Linked DNA regions of Homo sapiens: region 1 is linked to region 2. The links are chromatin contacts, found by Hi-C in ENCODE. All regions are on one chromosome and are shown on one strand. Each heading gives the region's core, a stretch centred on a gene start or an enhancer-like site at or near the end of the contact. The rest is flanking DNA. Distances are from core to core; before and after follow the strand shown. Region 1 overlaps LOC102724465 (a long non-coding RNA gene). Region 2 overlaps LOC102724465 (a long non-coding RNA gene).

Region 1 (4,470 bases), core at 1,749-4,248, 130 kb after region 2:
AGGAAATCAATGAGGAAAAAATCTGGATCGGAAGTCTGAATTTGCATTTTGATTAATTTATCCCAATTACTTTGGTCTCAGTTTTCATAACTGTAAAATGATCGAGATTTTATAAGATGATGTTGATGATGATGATGATACCTGCCCTATGTGTCTCATCAGAGCACTGAGAATGATAGATGTGTTTGAAAAGCTGGCCATAAGCCAATGCCAGGTACTAGAACCCATCAGATGCATACGCTAAGGCAAACTGAGAGAGTGGAGCCTAGAGAGGAAATCGGAGGATCTAGTGGTGTTAAAGGAAAAGGAAGAGATTCAGTAAGGACAAAGAGGAGGGGACTAAATAGTTTTGCTCACTCGATTTGCCTAGAGACATCCCATAGCAAACGTACCTCTTTAACCTGTGATGTTGAAGAATCACTACAAAATAAAATCAAGGACATTGCAAAGGAAAACACTGTATTACTGCTGAATTAATGGGCTGCTTCTCATTCTTCTCTACACTCACAAAGAGGGAAGCAGGCATGTGAGGGCTGAAGCTTTTGGAACAGTTTATCATCTCCAGGGACTTTGCTTTTCTTGCTTAGAGAACTGGAAGGCCTGAGTGGCAGGCCCTTCCTTTTAAGGGAAGACTGAGAGGTAGGAAAAGCTGCTTCTGATAAATGGTGATAAGGGGTCAATTATTCCAACTATTTCATATTTATTAAGTTCCAGTAACTATGAAGCACCCAGCTGTGGGAGTAGAAAAAGTGAATGGTGATTGCTATAGATGAGGCCTGAGAGATTTTCTGTGAAGGTGAATTAGAGATGCAGGTTTGATGAAGATGGCATTTGGTATAAGGAAACACATCTTAGGCCAAATGGCCTCCTATGAACATGTTGAAGAAAGAGCTCGCCAAGTAAATACAGTGAATCTGAGAAGCGCCCAAAGTGAGAGTGGGCACATGTATGTGTGAGTGAACATGTATGTCTCTGTGTGCAAGGGTGTGTGCAGTGGTGAGGTGGAGTGAAAGCTAGGAGACAAACGTGTAGGTAGGAGGGGAGTGCTCGAGAGAAATGGGAGACTCAGGAAAAACCCCTGAAAGGCTGATTCAAATCTTCCAAACAGGTCACCAGGGATAGCAAGGAAGAGCAGAAGACAAGGACACTAAAGGTACCACAGGCAGTTGCTATTAGTACAGTCTTTGTAATATCATCCATAATAGCTGGTCTGTGATTGATTGATTGATTTTTTTTTTGAGACGGAGTCTTGTTCTGTCACCCAGGCTAGATTGCAGTGGTACGATCTCGGCTCACTGCAACCTCCGCCTCCCGGGTTCAAGCGATTCTCCTGCCTCAGCCTCCTGAGTAGCTGGGATTACAGGTGCACGCCACCACACCTGGCTACTTCTTGTATTTTTAGTAGAGATGGGGTTTCACCATGTTGGCCAGGCTGGTCTCAAACTCCTGACCTCGTGATCCGCCCACCTCGGCCTCCCAAAGTGCTGGGATTACAGGCATGAGCCACCGTACCTGGCCTGATCTGTGATTTGTATTTATTGTCTCTAGCAATCGTTATAATAAATGCCAGCTCTGATTTATTTAAACAGGTAAGCCCTCTCTTGCCCTCCCAGTGTCTGTTCATGTACCACACTTTTCCAGCTCCCTCCTTGGAGTCCTTGGAGAGCTGTTGCTTTTCTCTTACTTCCCCCCACCCCTTTCTATTTCCATCACTCACTAAGTCACATTTTTTTTCCTTTGGCAATTTTTTCTCATTGCTTTTCTATGCTGTCAGGGATTAACTTTGCACAAAGAAAGGTTTAGCCTCAGATGGGCCCCTGGCGGCCCTTTAAACTTATGGCATGTCCTGCCTGATAAGACCTTCTGAGCACAGGGCCAGTGAAACTGCACAGAGAAGCACATCACAAACGTTGTCCTGCCCGGTCTCCTGAACCATCTGCCTGTCTCCTGTCCTCTTCCTTATTTTCCAAAGACCATCACAGACGCCAAGGCTCAAATTAGTTTCTATGAACTCTGATGCATACTGTCATGTATGATGTGCCAGGAATTGTGCATTATCTCACTTAATCCTTGCAAGACCACTGGATGGTAAGTCTTAACAATGCCCACTTTATAGTGGAAAATCTGAGGCTTTGAAAGGTTAAACAATTTGTCTAAAATTACAGCGCATGTGGCAGTCAGGTCTATCCAACCTCAGCATCTGGATTCACAGTTGCTGTGCTGAATAGCCTTACATGAGACTTCTACTTATCTAAACTTACACACAGTTATTAGTTTGAATTCTGAGAAACTGGCTTTTGAGAGTGGAAAAGAGGCCAGGTATAAGCGTTCTTAGTCTGTTTTAAGAATAAGAACAATTAGGATAATCACTCACCCCCACCCCCAACTCATCACCCTTAGAAGAATCTATCTGCTAGTAGTCACTTGGTATCCACAAAGTCAGACTTCATTATCCCCTAATAAAAACTCTCCTGGCATCATTCTAAGAGGTTTATGTGGGGTGCTGCTCCCCATTTCCAACCTGTCTGTGAACCTCTCCTTTTTGATTCACTGCTGAATCATCTGCCAGGCCTCTGAGCGCTCACCTTCATTTTGCTCAGCCACAAGGTAGACTCCTGAGTAAATGGAGTCCATTAGAGTGGACTCACATCACATTAAGGTATGCAAATGTGTACATTAAGGTGGAGGGAGACACAGAAAAAGAAAAATAATTGTAGTTGCATAGGAGATTCCTAGCACCATCCCATTCATTAAGGAGATATAGCTGATATGAACACACTGTTCCCCCCCAAGTCTGTGTTGTTTTCTAAGCACCTCTGAGAATACAGGCATCTCACCAAGCTAAGGGTCCTGCTCCTGTTTACAATGCCCGTGTTTCATAAACTTTGCCTACTAAAGGGAAACTAACAATTTCATCTCATACTCAGGAAATCATGCTAGCCCAATACTAGAGGATAACACAGCTGGATCTGACTCACTAAGAAGCAATGTGTCAGTTTCCAGTGAAGTGCTTCTAAAGAGATTTGCCAAGTCTACTTTTTGTCTCACAAGCAGACTTCAGAGCCTAAATTTTCCATAAGCTGTGACTCTGCAAATTTGTCTGGGGATTTGTGATTGGATCACTGGGGAATTGACCCACCCAGTTGCAGAGATGCTAGTCCAAGGGTTATGTAGAATTAGAGCTGCAGTCAGCACCAAGAAAAGCAACGCCCTGTGTGTACTGAAGATTTAAGAGAGCAGAAAAATAAGAGGAGACCAAGGGAACCAGGCTATAGAAAGGAAAGTGGAACTGCAGCAAAACATATATTTAACACATTTTTAAAAATAGGGATCACTACCAAGCCGGAGACAGTGAGTGAGAGAGAAAGAGATTGGGAATGAGAGCAGAAAAATAAGAGGAGACCAAGGAAACCGGGCTATAGAGAGTAGAGTGGAACAGGAAGAAGACATATATTTGAAAAGAGGGGTCACTGTTGAGCCAGAGAGAGTGAGTGAGAGAAAGAGATTGGGAATGAGCCTTCTTGGTGTGTGATGGGTCCTGACTGAGTGGCCCTTGTCCCAGGATCCCATGCCTGTCAGGCCCGGGCTTCCCTTCCCCTTTGGCAGGGGCATCCCTAGTGAGGCACAGGAATGATTTGTACTCTACATTCAGCTTCTGTTGCCCCAACTGTAGTCTAACGCACCCCAGCAAGTTTACCCTTTTTCTTACCTGCTAATGCCAAATTGACAACCTAATTACCACGCATATGTGATTGCTATTACCATGTGAATAGTAATAACTATGCACCCTTTCTAATTTCTAATTCTGATTCAGAAACAGAAGTCATTCACAAACCCTTCCTTATCAGTTTTAAAAAACGATCCCTATGCCGAAATGGTGACTCAGCTTCCGTACATTGCAGTGATAGTGCTGGCCCTCTCCAGAACCCTTGCACTCTCCGGCCGTTAACAAAGATAAATATAAATGCTTATTTCAAGTTCTCTTTTCAACCACCCTTGCGCTCCAACGATTTTTTTTCCTGCATGGGCTGCTTCTGGCTGCTATGACCTAATGCTACGACCTTTTTTTTACTCTGGGTTATTCTGGCCTTCATTTCTTTTGAAATCAGCCCTTCAATTTCATTTTCTCATATTTGTCACCACAGCTTTGAGATGTATGTGTACCTTTAACAGCTACATGAGTAGAATGGAAGGTGGTAGAAAGACACTATGGTTCAATATTAACAGGAGAATGGGGAGGAGCCAATGATACTGCCAGACACAAAAGGAAGGGAGGAGGAAGTGGGGGAGCAGAAAGAGTAAAGTAATAAGAGCTTGGGGAAATCAAGTTAAAAGTAACCAAGAGGTAATCAACCCAGTGATGGCATGGCACTAAATATACATGTCTTGCCTTGTGACATCTCTTCTAATTTTCTATCTTGCATCTCTCAGAAATTTGTAGAAGTTCCCTGAGGGCAAGTTCCCTGCCTT
Region 2 (4,136 bases), core at 758-3,257:
TTTGGCTATTCTGGGTCCCTTGTATTTTCATAGCTGTTGCTTTTGGACATATAATTTGAAACCAATCAGTGTTTTAAATTCTAATATTTGCTTTATTAGAATTTTTAATTGTTCCATTTGATTTCATCAAAGAATTAATTATGAACTTTCCCTCCTCTCTATTTCTTGTAACTCTACCTAATTTTCCCATCTCTCATTTCCATTACTAAAGTTTCGGATCAATGTTAAATAATAGTTGTGATTGCATGAATCCGTGTAGCATTCCTGACTTCAATGAGAATTAAAGGCTTACTGTTAATTTTGATGTTGGTTATTAATTTTAGCAAAAATAACAATTCAGCAAATTGTTTCTCGTTAATTAAAACCTTGTAAACAGGAATGACTATGAGGGTGTCTCAAATTTCTGAGTCTTAATTTCCCTGTGAAACTAGGGAACTGAAGCTAGATTGGATCAGTGTCCAGTCAAACAAATGCTGGCTTTAGGGTTCAACACAAACTAGCTTTCCTAACTAACTCTGGAATATTGGACCTGTTAATTAATATTTCCAAGCCTAAATTCCTCATTGATGAAAAATTTTGACTGGTCATGCTTACCCTGCAGTGTTTTAGGGATTAAAGCTAATATAAGAAAAGCGCCTGGCATATAATAACCAAGAGACAGTAGCTTTTATTCATTTTATAACCTACAACGTTTTTCTAGCTCTAAAATGCTATGGAGTGCTCTGAACGTCTCTTTTCATACTCAAATATGTAAGAAAACGAATTGCCAAATAATTATGCCCTAACTTGGAGTGGAAGTTTAAACCTCAGTAAAGGACAGACTGAATTATCCCAGTCAGATCCTTGACAGTTTCGTTATGGCAGATAGATACGCCACACAGCAATAAATATAAGAAAACTCAACAATGGAACCGAGATAAGATTTTGTGTGCTATTCACATAACCCAACATCAAAATGAGTTGCCTACTTGACATAGATTCAGAGAGATCTTACGAGTTGGAAGGAACATCGGTGGGTGATGAATTTCATCTCAGGCACAAAGTGTCACTATTCATTCTATGACTTTATTGTGACAAGTTTATCTTTCCATTTGTTATTCCCTTCCACCTATCCATCTCCTAAGATAATTAATAATCACTTACCATGAATTTAGTGACCTATGTACATGTCTCATGTCTCTTACTAGACTGAGCCATCCATGGGTCAAGCACCATGTGATATTCAAATCAGTGATTCCTGGTAAGCGCAGAAGAATGAATAAATAGCTCTGTAGTTGAATGGATGAAAGAATGAACCAATAAATTAACTAACTGGTTAATCAACCACCTTCCTGCCTTTTCCATTCCATTTGCATTCACTAGGTTTAAGTGTAAAGGAAAAAAATCATGTGCAATCATGTAAATAGGTATCTCAGGAATCACTTATGCTTCCCAGCAAGACCTTGCTCTAATATAACTGATGTCATTTCTAAGCACCTCATTTATTAATTAGTTTACCTATGTCAATTTGATTATCTTATCTTTGGGAGGTACACAAAGACTGAAAATATATGTATATACACACACACACATATTTATATGTGTATATTTATAAATACACATATATTTATATTTTTTAGTGTAAATTATTTTTTCCTGGAATTTGTAGGTCACTAATCCAACTTGAATAACTAGTTCATGGAAGGAACAGTACAAGGGACTCTTTCAGTGTCACAGGAGAAAGAATTGTTGGAGACCCACTGCTCACTTTCGCTTTTTCTCCCCCGGACACCTGAGTACCCTCGAATCCCACCACAGTTTCTCCTAAGGCATGTTTGTCAGTGCGTTTACAGAGGTTCTAATTAATTCTTTGTAATTGCAGAGTGTTTTCTGCCTCCATTTCTCACCGCTGTCCCAGCCTTGGAAACAAGATGTTCCACCTCTGGAGGCTGCCCTGGTAAAAGCCTATTAATAAATAATTAAGTTTGGAGACTCCTGCAGTGGTGAGTCATGGCTGGAGATCATGTGGAAGCTGTCTCCATGGTAACTCACCAACAGGAACTGCACTGCTCTATTTCTCTTTTTGTATGTGTGGAGAGAGTGGAGGCAAACGCGTAGATTAAAAAGAGATTTGTTTTATGTATGTTTCTTTCTTTTTGTATTGAAAAAACATCTGCCACTGAATTTAGAATTCGAGAAAGGCTATGTTTATGGCAAATGAAATGTGACCTTCAGCTGGGTGCAAAACCTTCTCACACCTCTCTTCCTTATCCCAAGCTCATCTGCTCCTTCTTCCGGATCTGTTACTGGCTCCACCCTACCTTACTGGGTGTACTGTTGCTTTCCACAAAGCTATTGCCATGTAGTCATTACTGTGCCACTGGCCCCTGCCAAATGCTTCTTCACTCACTTCTCTCCCCATCTCTGTTAACTTGCTCTTCAGTGTAAGCTAAACTTATATAGAATGCAAAGAACATGGATTTTGGAGTAGGGTGGGTCCCCAGCCTCTTCTCCTAACTAGCTATGCGACTTAGGAAAGTTACTGGACTTCTCTCCGTCTGTTTCCCTGCCCATAAAATGCAAATAATAATCCCCCTGCAGGATTGTAGTGAAGTTACAGGAGGCAGCATAAAGTAGGCAATAAAAACATACATTTTTACATCAGATTGGATTTGAATCTTCTCTTTGCCTTTTACTCACTTTCTCTTTTAGGGAAAGTTAATTTCCCTAAGTCTCAGTTCCTTATCTAAAAAGCTGATCAAACAATCACAGACAGATTTATTTGAAACATTAACTTACAGGAAGGTATGTGAAAGCCTTTTGCAAAGTGTGAATACTTAGTACATGCCCATTACAGTTTATTAAAGGATGTAGCATTATAGTTGGTGTCTAAGAAATAAAGCTATTTTTATGATGATGAGTTTGTTGTGAGACAATGGTAACTTGATATAAAGGTCTGACAGGTGGGGGTCAGCAGCTTGGGCACAACAGAGCGAAAGTCATTGAACCCTTGTGTCCTTGCCTAGATTGACACTCGATTCTGCTTCAGATAGAACCTTTGACTTTCTAACCAGATCTAAGCTCAGACTCCTTTGCAGAATCATGACCCAGGCCAATCTTATCCCAGCACTGAGGTCATTTGTTCTGGATATTCTGCATTTTCCTCCCTCCTGTGCTCTGTTCTGTGATCCAAAAGGTTGACTGTATCTCTTAAGCTTGCTTTCAGGTGGCTTCCAGGTGTATAAAACCAATAAAAGAAACCCAATGAGAGCTACACAATTATTTAATAGGAGCAAAGAGAACGAGGTCTGGAACCCAGGAGATTCACTGGGCTCTCTGTTGGTACATCAAAGTTTAATAATAAATAGAAAACTAAGGCAACCTAATCAATCCTGAACAACTGAGAACTTAGATCCTTCCATCATGAAGTCATGGATCATTCTCCCAAGCAAAGAATTTTGAACTGATGGCAGAGGATGAAGGTAAGGAATGGCTGGTGTCAGAGGAAAGCTACGATAATTAACATAGGTCTTGGGACTAGCCATAGAAGTGATAACTATAGAAACCATGCACGTTTCATGTTACTTGACTCTTCCCATCTGTTCTTCCTACCTTAAATAAAAAATTCCAGAAGTGTCCATCAAGTTTCAGGGAGATATGTGAGGGAACTGACATCATCCTATGAAAATATGGTAGCTGGTGAGACTTTTTCTCTCCTCTGTTTTGGGGGCAACTGTTTCTTTACTTAATAAAAAGCAAGAAAAGATGCTGAATGGCAAAACGGGGAGACTGAAGAGGTTCTCCTGTACTTATTCCACCTCTCACATCCCAAGTCTCTTCTTTCTCTGACCCACTCTGGGGCCAAGAAAGCCGTTGCCTGCATACACCTTGCAGATGGTTTCAAGTTGAGTTTGGCCAATGGGATGCATCAGCAAGAGACTGAAGGGTGAAAGAAGACGTAAGTAGAGGGGAAGTGCTTCGGCTATGCCTGCCCTGCTCCTTCTGTAGCTGAGCATCTGTGGCAGATGCTGTGTCCTTCCATGACCACAGCTTTTGTGAGGCCACCTGCTGTGCTATGTTTTTAGATGCCACCCTATCTGTATTTACTCTCTTACCCTGCCAATTCCTCTGCACGTCATCCCTTCATTGAAATCTTT

What was found. A loop is a pair of places that touch in the nucleus more often than their neighbours do. Pooled maps may share reads with other maps.
Region 1: a map of mammary epithelial cell shows a loop between it and region 2 (3-fold over the local background). The contact joins two enhancer-like sites. A Hi-C loop is called at or near these places in 4 of 168 maps with a recorded cell type or tissue (aorta, ascending aorta, cardiac septum and 1 more) and 3 of 50 pooled maps.

What each region holds. Positions count from the first base shown.
Region 1 is chr15:87,606,598-87,611,067 of GRCh38, forward strand. All of the region lies in intron 1 of LOC102724465 (a long non-coding RNA gene), which reads right to left. Among named protein-coding and RNA genes, the nearest start is that of LINC00052, 32 kb to the left of the region's middle. Within about 2 kb of position 2,999, at least 3 of the 41 ENCODE cell types and tissues checked have a DNase peak (open chromatin) inside an H3K27ac peak, as active enhancers do; they include mammary epithelial cell, where a contact is called at or near this core.
Region 2 is chr15:87,475,949-87,480,084 of GRCh38, forward strand. All of the region lies in intron 2 of LOC102724465 (a long non-coding RNA gene), which reads right to left. Among named protein-coding and RNA genes, the nearest start is that of LINC00052, 99 kb to the right of the region's middle. Within about 2 kb of position 2,008, at least 6 of the 41 ENCODE cell types and tissues checked have a DNase peak (open chromatin) inside an H3K27ac peak, as active enhancers do; they include mammary epithelial cell, where a contact is called at or near this core.